2 separate regions of the Homo sapiens genome follow, and region 2 is linked to region 1. The links are chromatin loops, found by intact Hi-C in ENCODE. Cell type or tissue: IMR-90. All regions are shown on one strand. Each heading gives the region's core, and the rest is flanking DNA. Links, peaks and the distances in the headings are about the cores only.

Region 1 (5,386 bases), core at 160-5,159:
TATATTTTGTTCTACAGTATAAACAGAGAAAGTCTGTCAGGAAAGAAACTAAAAATGAAGAAAATATGAGTCTTGTCTAACTGAGAAGCCTACCAGTATCAGGGCCCAACATTCATCATATTAAAAATTCCAATTATGAATCCCTCAATTCGAACCTATCTTTTTAGCATACTTTTTAGATAATTTTGTCTTACTTTTTGGTTTGAGTGGACCATGATCAGCTATCTCTAAGGCCAATTCTAATATCCTGTTAAATTTTTTAGGGAGAGGTTCCAAGATGGCCAAATAGGAACAGCTCCAGTCTACAGCTCCCAGCGTGAGTGACACAGAAGATGGGTGATTTCTGGATTTCCAACTGAGGTACCAGGTTCATCTCACTGGGGCTTGTCAGACAGTGGGTGCAGCCCACGGAGCGTGAACTGAAGCAGGGTGGGGCATCGCCTCACTGGGGAAGCACAAGGGGTTGGGTAATTCCCTTTCCTAGGAAAGGGAAGCCGTGACAGACAGTACCTGGAAAATCGGGACACTCCCACTTTAATACTGTGCTTTTCCAACTGTCTTAGGAAACGGCACACCAGGAGATTATATCCCGCGCATGGCTCGGAGAGTCCCATGCCCACAGAGCCTCACTCACTGCTAGCACAGCAGTCTGAGATCGAACTGCAAGGCAGCAGCGAGGGTGGGGGAGGGGTGTCTGCCATTGCTGAGGCTTGAGTTGGTAAACAAAGTGGCCGGGAAGCTCAAACTGGGTGGCTCCCACTGCAGCTCAAGGAGGCCTGCCTGCCTCTGTAGACTCCACCTCTGGGGGCAGGGCATAGCCAAACAAAAGGCAGCAGAAACTTCTGCAGACTTAAATGTCCCTGTCTGACAGCTTTGAAGAGAGCAGTGGCTCTCCCAGCACGGAGTTTGAGATCTGAGAATGGACAGATTGTTCCTCAAGTGGGTCCCTGACCCCCAAGTAGCCTAACTGGGAGACACCTCCCAGTAGGGGCTGACTGACACCTCATACAGCCAGGTGCCTCTCTGAGATGAAGCTTCCAGAGGAAGGATCAGGCAGCTACACTTGTTGTTCTGCAATATTTGCTATTCTGCAGCCTCTGCTGGTGATACCCAGGCAAACAGGGTCTGGAGTGGACCTCCAGCAAACTCCAACAGACCTGCAGATGAGGGTCCTGACTGTTAGAAGGAAAACTAACAAACAGAAAGGACATCAACACCAAAACCCCATCTGTACGTCACCATCATCAAAGACCAAAGGTAGACAAAACCACAAAGATGGGGAGAAACCAGAGCAGAAAAGCTGAAAATTCTAAAAATCAGAGCGCCTCTTCTCCTCCAAAGGAATGCAGCTGCTCGCTGGCAATGGAACAAAGCTGGACAGAGAATGACTTTGACGAGTTGAGAGAAGAAGGCTTCAGACGATTGGTAATAACAAACTTCTCCTAGCTAAAGGAGGATGTTCAAACCCATCGCAAAGAAGCTAAAAACCTTGAAAGAAGATTAGACGAATGGCTAACTAGAATAAACAGTGTAGAGAAGACCTTAAATGACCTGATGGAGCTGAAAACCGTGGCACGAGAACTACATGACACATGCACGAGCTTCAGTAGCTGATTTGATCAAGGGGAAGAAAGGGTATCAACGATTGAAGATCGAATGAATGAAATGAAGCAAGAAGAGAAGTTTAGAGAAAAAAGAGTAAAAAGAAACAAACAAAGACTCCAAGAAATATGGGACTATGTGAAAAGATCAAATCTACATCTCATTGGTGTACCTGAAAGTGAGTTCATGTCCTTTGTAGGGACATGGATGAAGCTGGAAACCATCATTCTGAGCAAACTATCGCAAGGACAGAAAACCAAACACCGCATGTTCTCACTCATAGGTGGGAATTGAACAATGAGAACACTTGGACACAGGGTGGGGAACATCACACAGTGGGGCCTGTCGTGGGGTGAGGGGATGGGGAGGGATAGCATTAGGAGATATACCTAATGTAAATGACGAGTTAACGGGTGCAGCACACCCACATGGCACATGTATACATATGTAACAAACCTGCACGTTGTGCACATGTACCCTAGAACTTAAAGTGTAATAATAAAGAAAAGAAAGTCAAATTTTAAAAAAATTTTATTAAAGTGCATACTACTCTTGTTTTCCTGAGCCACGTTTTCTACAGCGATCTGGCTTAAAGAAAAGGCAATATGTGAGAGGACACCCTTTAGTCTTGTCTTCCCTGGACTCCCCAGCATGCCAGATTCCAGGGTGGATTTGTAGTCCATTCCTGGTACTGTGTGCCCCTTTCCTCAGGTGTTAGGCTCTTGGTTTTCCTGGCTTTGCCCTTAACTTCAGACAAACCATCATTATTAAATAGATGTTTCTGAACATTCTAAGTTTTGGATTCTGTACAAGACGGTAGCCAAATAAATAATTTGTACATTGCTTGAGTTTGGGTATTTCTGTGGTTGGATAGTTTGGAAATTTAAGAATGTCGTTTGAGCAATATTTTGAAATTGAAACCAGAAAAGGACTTCAAAGCACCAATGTAAGTATTCTACTTTTCTAAGAAAATGGTTTGTAATTTAGGATTTGCTGTTAAGTGTAGATGAGAATTGCTAGCTTACCTGAGCCAGCTGCTACCACTTCATTTTATGCTCATAATAATGAAGTGAGAATTTTGGCAAGTGAAAACTGTTGTTTAAAACCTAAGAGGCTGAAAGCATCTCTCCAACAGTGTATTCAGGGCCAAACCTAATGGTTTACAAACCAGATGATGAGTGTGTACATGTTATGAATTGCTGCTGTATGATGCCTTCCTAGGTTTTGTATACAAAGTGGTGAAAGTTTTCATTCTACTAATGTGACTCATCAATACAACAGATGAGATGTTTGAAATATTGCTGTCATTTCTAATGAATTCATAAGCTATTATTCAATTCTCTTTTATGCTACAAGCCCAGCTGAGATCCCAAGAGTTTGTGTTTAATCAGACACAGTACATGTCTATCTTTCACTAAACATCAGGATAATGACCAATATAATTTTTCAGAAAAAAACAATTTCTTAAGCTTGTCAAGTATGATTTAAGGAGACCCAGTTTATTTCCTTAGAAGAGCCAATTTTTATATAAACTCTTTTACACTTTCTATTCGTTATTCGGTATAGTTTGACTTCCCTTTGAGTATAATCAAAGAATAGCAGGAATAGCTTTAACGCAGTCCCCAAACTGACAAGAAGCTATAGTTGATAGCATGAGTGAAAGCAGAAAGATTGGTTTTAGAAAGAAAACATAAATGGTGTTTGAATTGAACTTTGAGGCTGAAAGAGAAAGAATTTAGAGAACAAGTGCCAGTATTAATATCTTCCAAGGAAGGCAGCTTTAATCTGCATTTAGGTACCAGTCAGGGATAAGAATTGCTAGCTGGTCTGAAACAACGGATATAATCATATTTTATACCAAGGGTGCCCATTGTCATCCTGACACAAAACCTCAGGTTTTTCTCCTAATTGACTGAAAGTGCCGTCATGTTTCTTTATGGTCTTCTTTCTTTTTTTTCTATGAATTTTCTTCTCATTAGGATCTAACTGGAGACCCTTGTTTTTCAGGGTCAAGCCACTGAACTGACTGTGCACACATTCTTGGCTTAGTTACCTGCAAAGTACCTGGAAGTTGCAGTTAGTAACAAATTCAGCTTCTGCAGAATCATGCAAAGGGGAGTGTCTCTTACTTTCATTACTTTTTTTCTTTGGAAAAAAAAATGGCTTCATTATCTGGGAACAGAAAATAAACTTTGAAGTAGGTCTTATTTGGTGGTTTAATATCTAACAAGATTATAGGGAATCTTGTTTTAAAAATATGGTCCAGCACCAGGAATTTGAAAGCACATTCAATTTCCATTCTTTTTTTAAAAAATTTCTTTGTTTTTTCCCATTGATATCTCTATTGCAAAAGGAAGACAAAAGGGGACAAAACTCATTTAGAATGAATCTATCTATCTTATTTATCTATATCTTACATATGGCATTTTCTTTAGCTAGTTGCTATTTAACGCTTTAATGATTTAGATTTTTGATTTAGAATAATTCATATTTTTATAGATACTTGATTAAAAACACAACAAATATAAACACATACTACAATAGACAACATAATAAATGAAACTGTTGCAGAATGGGATAACCTTGTGTGTTTAAATTTCTTATAACCAAAAATATTTCTGATGTTAGCACTTGTAATTTATGTTTATTGGTTTTTGGAATCAATGTGATAACCTAAGTCTACATTGAATCTACCTGTCTCCAAATTTCTCAATAAGGTAACTCAAACAACACCTATAGCCACGTGCTAAATATGCATATTTCTTCCACCACAGATAATTATAGAGGGGTCCTATCAATAGGTTGAGCCAAAGAGATGAGAATTTATTCCTATCCACTAGAGCACCACTGCCCCCCTTCTATCTAGCACATTTGATGAAAAGTCCACCTGCAACCGTGGTTCTGTCTACTGCACCCATAAGAAAACCATCTGGTAACCCCTCAGTCCATGTTTTAGGGCAAGCAGTTTCTGTCTGGTACAATCATTGAAGAAACTGGTAAAGAACAAAGGAGAAAAAACAAATGCATAAGTTAAACCCCACATTATGGGAGATTAAAACTAGAGAAAAATGGGGCATGTAAGTTTGTACTAATAAATGCAAAATTCTAAAAACTTTTCTAAAATATAGATTCAAAATGTAAAAAGTAAATGCTATAAGAACCACAAGTAAATATGAGAGAATATTTTTATGTCTCAGGGTGGTAAATGTCTTTTTGAGCATAACTCCAAATTCAGAAGCAATAACAGGAAAGATTTACAATAAACTATTTTTAAAAAGCAAAAGCTTCTCCATGTCAAAACATACAAAAGTCAAAAACAAGCAAAGAGCAAACTGGTGAATTCTTTTTGTAGCACACATAAGGCTCAAAATGTTAATCTCCTTATTATATGAACCATCCTTATTAATCAATAAGAAAAACATTAACAACCCAGTATAACAATGGGCGAATTACATACACAGAGAACTCAGAAATAAATGACCAATAAACAAATGAAAAGATGCTCCAGATTGTTAAAAATCAATAAATAAAAAAAAAAAACCAACTATGAGTGATCAATGCTTCCCCAGGCAGGTTGAGAAAGAATTAAAAGATAAATAGTATCAAATATTGGAGAGGATATGGGGAAACAAGCACTTTTATGCCCAGTATACATTAGTATAAATTGGCCCACCTCTTCTGGTGAGCAACTATGTAATGATTCAAATATTTAAGTATGCACACTCTGACTTAAAACCACAAATTCTAGAAATTTATTATAAAGAAATAATCAACAAGTTAAAAG
Region 2 (5,386 bases), core at 278-5,277, 84 kb after region 1:
ACATTTATATCTCCTATCTTTCATCACAAACAAGAAAACATATCTTTCTTCACAAATTTGTTACGTAGCAATAGATAGCTAATACAGTGATAATATGTTCTACATAAATGATCTTTTCAAATGTATTACAGAAAATATTAACCTTCATTATTTTAATAATTTTTACAGATTACTTGGGAAAAGAGAAAGAGTGAAAGGAAATTTCAGACATGAAGCACATGCTTGCAAAAGACTTAAAAGTGGGAATAAGATGAACACAAAAGAGAACTTCAAACTCGCTGCTCCTGGAATAGTCAGATCAGCCAGCAGCGTGGGTAGGAATCAAGGCAGTGAACTGGTCCATCTTTTGAGAGGCATCCTGTAAAGAGCATAAAACCCTGAGCCTAAACTCTGAGACTCCATGCACTGTGAGATAGAAGCCATTTTTCCAAATGAAAATTGGCATGATCCAGAGGCCTGGCAGGAAAGGTAGCATCAAGTTCCAAGTGGAGATAGATGACTGAACTCAGAGCTAAGAAGCAAAGGAACAACTAAGGAAGCCATTACCAAAGCGGAAGCAGAGGGAGAAGTTTTAGCCTATGCCAGAAGAGGGTGAAAAGGACAATCAGTACATGCTGCTATAAGCATTTGAGATATATTTCATACAATTTCTCTGTATCAGTTGTGTTAGCTTGTGGCCTAAGGTTTACAAATGATTGGCTCAACTCACCTTTCCATTTCCTGAGGAATTTCCAACATTTTCTTCCAGAATTTCTGAGAATTTAGAGAAGGCTTCAGTTTGCAGACCCAGCTATGGCTTTCAACTCCTTTCTCTGCTTGATTAATCCAACTTACTGTCTTACTTTTCCACTTGTATGGTCTCTGTTTGCATCAGATTGACACAGATAAGGAACTCAACCTCTTTTCTTGGTTTTCCCTCTCCTAACATACATTAAACATTTTATGCCCTTATATCAGGCTTTCAAGTATGTTATATAGTATGTGTCACTGAAGTTTTGGGAGAAGTGGCAATAATTTCTGCCACAAACAATGTAATATTAAACATTAGATATCCCTGTTCTTTCTTTACAAAAAAAAAAAAAAATCCCTCAGCTAATTTTATTCACTTGGGCTCCAGGTTCTCATCATATTACCTAGCTTCTTTTTCTCTTCTCTCTTCCACCCCCTCTGTGTCCTCTTCTATTCCAAGCAATTTATCAAGATAGTTTCCCAAGCAAAGATTGATCTCTCCCTCAGAGGAATTTTGGTGCCAGCTGTTAAGATAATTGGTTCTTACCTTGCTGAAGTTGACAGGCTGATTGGTATAAGAAATCAATCATAGACTTGTGTTGAAGATTATTACACAATTCCTTGATATTAAAGGGGTGACATGAATCAGAGACAGAGCATTTTTTATGGCCAGAATGGATGGATAGTGGTACTTTCTTTTCTTTCCTCATGCTCGATGAGCATAAATAATCTCATTCCTATGTTTATATAAGTCAACTCTGAAACAAAACTTGGTTCCGAGACCAGAGAAGAGCCAGTTAGACTCCAATTCTCTTTTTGATTGTGAAATAATGACATTTTTAGGCTATGACTTTTCAAACAATGTTTTAGGAATCTTGAAGGACAAAGGACAATGTTTTATAAATCCTAATCCAGAAGGACAATGCATGATACTAAATAACAGGAATAAACTCAAAAGCACATATATTAATATATTGCTGAACACCATTGAAAGTAACTAGGGTACCAATTCTTTACTCTGAAATTTGGCAATAAGTTTTGCCTTTCCTGTATGAACTGTATATAAGGATAACCCAATAACCATATTTGATCAGCAAAAGATTTTTGTTTGCTTGCTTTTGAAATAATTCCAGCTAATAAATTTAAAATAAATGACAGAATTTTTAAAAATCATTATTCTGAAACTGCTAATAAGATAATTGAATTAGGCAACAATCACCAATACATAAACCCCTTAGAAGAAAGTTTGATGGAGAACTTAAAATGGAAGCTTTAGGTTTTTCGCTATTGGAACCCTCTGATCAATATTAGTATTACTAAATGTCGGACAAATAGCCATTATGTGCCTTTGCCTTCTGAGTTGAAGTATAGAGGCCAGCATATACATGACAGGTATTTTCATGTTTCTGTTTGGGAAGGCATGAGTTACTTCAAACTCTGTACTTACTATAGTATTGTAACATCATACACAAGCTGAATTAAGTTTATATTACTTTTCAGGTGAGTTCAAAATTATTATTTTCATTTAGAAAATGTGTATTGAGTACCTTTTATGTTACAGACACTGTGCTGAAAGAGGTGGGTAGGTAGGTCAATGTGCTTCCTAAATTTGGAGATAATTATCTTTCTGTAGGTTCGTTATGCTTGACTATTTCCATGTTCTCCCAATGATGATTTGACATTTACTTATCACTTTACTCACAGGGAATTAAAATGTAATGTGTTTCAACTGTATTTTTCCTTAACTGAATAATACTGCTATATGATATGCTAACTACAGACTGTGCTAATTCACTAAACGAATTCTGTTATGCTGTAATTTGAACTCTCCTCACCACAACTTATTAAAAAGGCACCAACAGTTTCCCATAAAAAAAAAAGGTTTTGTGGATTCAAAAGTGAAAGAATCCAAACTCCATCCTCAAGGAATTTATAGTCACATGAATAAACAAACTTACCCAATCAACATTAGAGGAGATGAACACAAAAGTAGATGCTATATAAGTCGCCACCTAATTCTCCAAGGGCTAACATGGCATATTTCAGAGAGGAGTTGACATCGGAAACAAGATATAAATGATGAACATCTCCCCAACCTGACAATGGAGGAAAATGTCATTACGTGAAGAATAGCAAGTACCAAAACCAATAGCAGTGAAGAAATGTGGCACATTCAGAAAATGTCCAGTGGCCTGTTTTGGCTAAAATATAGGATATATAATGTAGTGAGAAGATGGTGGAGTATTCAGGAGATAACACTTGAAAATTAAACTGGGGCTTGATTATAAAGTACTTTGTATGTTCTGATATAGATTTTAAATTTTATATAGTAGACTTTAGATTGCCACTGCCCTTTTTAAAGTGAGAGTGATATTACACCCTCACTCTAGAAATCTTAGGGAAGATGGGTTGAAGATGAGCCTGACTTGAGGCAAGGGTAGAGTTAAGTGACTGCTGAGACTGCGATAATGAGAGACCGAGAGACCGGGGCAGCAAGAGTGGGGCCAAACAGGAAGCCATGAATGGGAGATTTAGAAGAGAGAGAAGCTAATGTCCACATCATAAGCAGAGGAGACGGAGTGTGCCAATTCAATGCATATCAGCTAAAAGAATGTGTAGAGAAACGTCTCTCCCAGAGCCTCCTCATCTATTTAGTATGTTCCAATTAAGCAATAAAGATTCCTAAAACATTGCTGAAATGTCATAGCCTAAAAATGTCATTATTTCACAATAAAAAGGAAAACTGGAATCTAACTGGCTCTTTTCTGGTCTCAGAACCAAGTTTTGTTTCAGAGTTTATTTATATAAAAAATAGGAATGAAATTATTTACACTCATCTAGCATGAGGAAAGAAAAGAAAGAAACCCTAAGACAAGAGGCGTGATGATATATGTTACTTGGGATGAGCCCTGCATTCTAATGACATCTTGTAACAGAGCTTTTTTATAGCAGCACACTTGTAGCAGCTGTTGAGTGGTTTTACTTACATCGCCTTTATCCTGTGCATTTAGATGGCATGTACCACCAAGTTTCCTATCTTTAGAATATTATTTGGGCCTGTAAGTTATACAATATTCTCAAGTACATATCTTCAACATCAAGTGCAAAGACCAAATGGATGGAAACTATTTCTTGCATCCAATGACTTAATTAAGTCTCCACCTGGTTCTTGAATTCCTGTGCAGCATTTAAATCTGGATAATATAACAAAACAGTGCCTAGTTCTGACACACGTCCATGAGCATTGGAAACATGCAAAGACAGTAAACACACGTGGATTTTCTATAGGCAGTTAGACTACAAATATGGCTATATTTTCCTACCAACTCTTCACCTATTCGTATCCAAAAATACTTTTTTCCAATTTATAAAAATGTATTCTTAGCACATTTCTTTCCAGTCATACAAAAATAAGGGATAGAGATGATAAGTCAGTAAGGAGAATGAGACTTTGACAGGGAAGATTAGCAGAGAAAGTGCTGAGGGAGGTGGAGACATAAGGGAAGAGACTCTGTGTCTGCTCTTGAATAAAAAAAAAAAGCGGGGGGGGTGCGGGCAGGAGGCCACTACCCAGAGATACAACATCTACAAAGAAAGAATTCCAAAGCAGAGATTTATCAATGAGTCATTGCACTGGAAAGTAATTGCAGAAAGTCAGCCAGAAGAAATAAAATGGCTATTACCTTAAAAGGAGGCAAAATGAAATGAATTTCAAAGTACTTATTCTGTGTGGTAAAAACCAGTACAGTTTGAAGGACAGAGACTTTGGAGCCACAGAGGCCTGTATTTCAAAGCTCCACACTTCCACTTTCATCAGGAAGGCTTTAAGTAAGTTATTTAAACTCTAAACCCTGGGTGCTTCATTTTTTACATAGAAATAAGAATGTCTAACACAGGGCTATAGTGAGAATTAGATTAGATAATGTTTGAGAAGCATTTTATATGCCTTTAGTGTAACTACTAAATGGTAGCCATTATGTAACAGGTACTAATGGTGACTTGGTTGCCTTACTGTACTCAAAGATGCAGGGCTATCTTTGCAGAACCTGTTCTAGGACAGGCAACTAAATGGAAAAGGCCATAAATGTTCATGAGCGGATTCAATTATGAAAATAAAGAGAAAGATTATGCTTAAGAAAAATAAAGAAGTATGACATCTGGCTAGTAAAAGCAAAGCTAGATTGTTTTATGGTGATAAATGATCATTATTCCTCTAAGACTATATTAAAAAGGCTTCTGGCCCAGTCATTCAGAACAATCTCAGATGTTGATATCAATGGTTTCTGGATCATGACCTGCTAGAGATTTCTGGTGAAGTTAAACTACCCAAGCCAATTTCACTCACCAGTATCTTTTTCCCTTACTCAATAAATAGGTTAGGTGAATGAATGAATCAATCAGTCAACCAATCAATTGATTAATCAATTCCTAGATTAGAAACTCAAAGTACCATCCACCTTAATGCATGGAATAAAGTACAGTGTTCACTTCTATCAAAATCACTGCACAAAGAAAGTCACAGCTATTAGACATGGCATTCTTCAGCAAGCTAATGTGAATTAAATGAGTTCTATTTTATTTTGGACTATTATTGAAATATGCCATAAGCACACGCTGGAGAAATGTCCAAAAGCCAAATAACTTTCAGTGTCTAATG

The links. Hi-C counts contacts between places; a loop is a spot of excess contacts. Peaks named below come from ENCODE experiments on the same cell type or tissue, not always from the same donor. Only the 100,000 strongest peaks of a DNase experiment are listed, where the experiment ranks them.
Region 2: it touches region 1 in a loop (4-fold over the local background); 1 of 110 quality-filtered maps calls a loop at or near these places.

What each region holds. Positions count from the first base shown.
Region 1 is chr14:30,106,693-30,112,078 of GRCh38, forward strand. No RefSeq gene overlaps it. Among named protein-coding and RNA genes, the nearest start is that of PRKD1, 180 kb to the left of the region's middle. In IMR-90, for the core only: no CTCF peak of the experiment used is centred there; a DNase peak (open chromatin) is centred at 2,809; H3K27ac peaks cover 202 bases.
Region 2 is chr14:30,190,590-30,195,975 of GRCh38, forward strand. No RefSeq gene overlaps it. Among named protein-coding and RNA genes, the nearest start is that of PRKD1, 270 kb to the left of the region's middle. In IMR-90, for the core only: no CTCF peak of the experiment used is centred there; DNase peaks (open chromatin) are centred at 3,382 and 4,362; H3K4me3 peaks cover 197 bases; H3K27ac peaks cover 3,510 bases.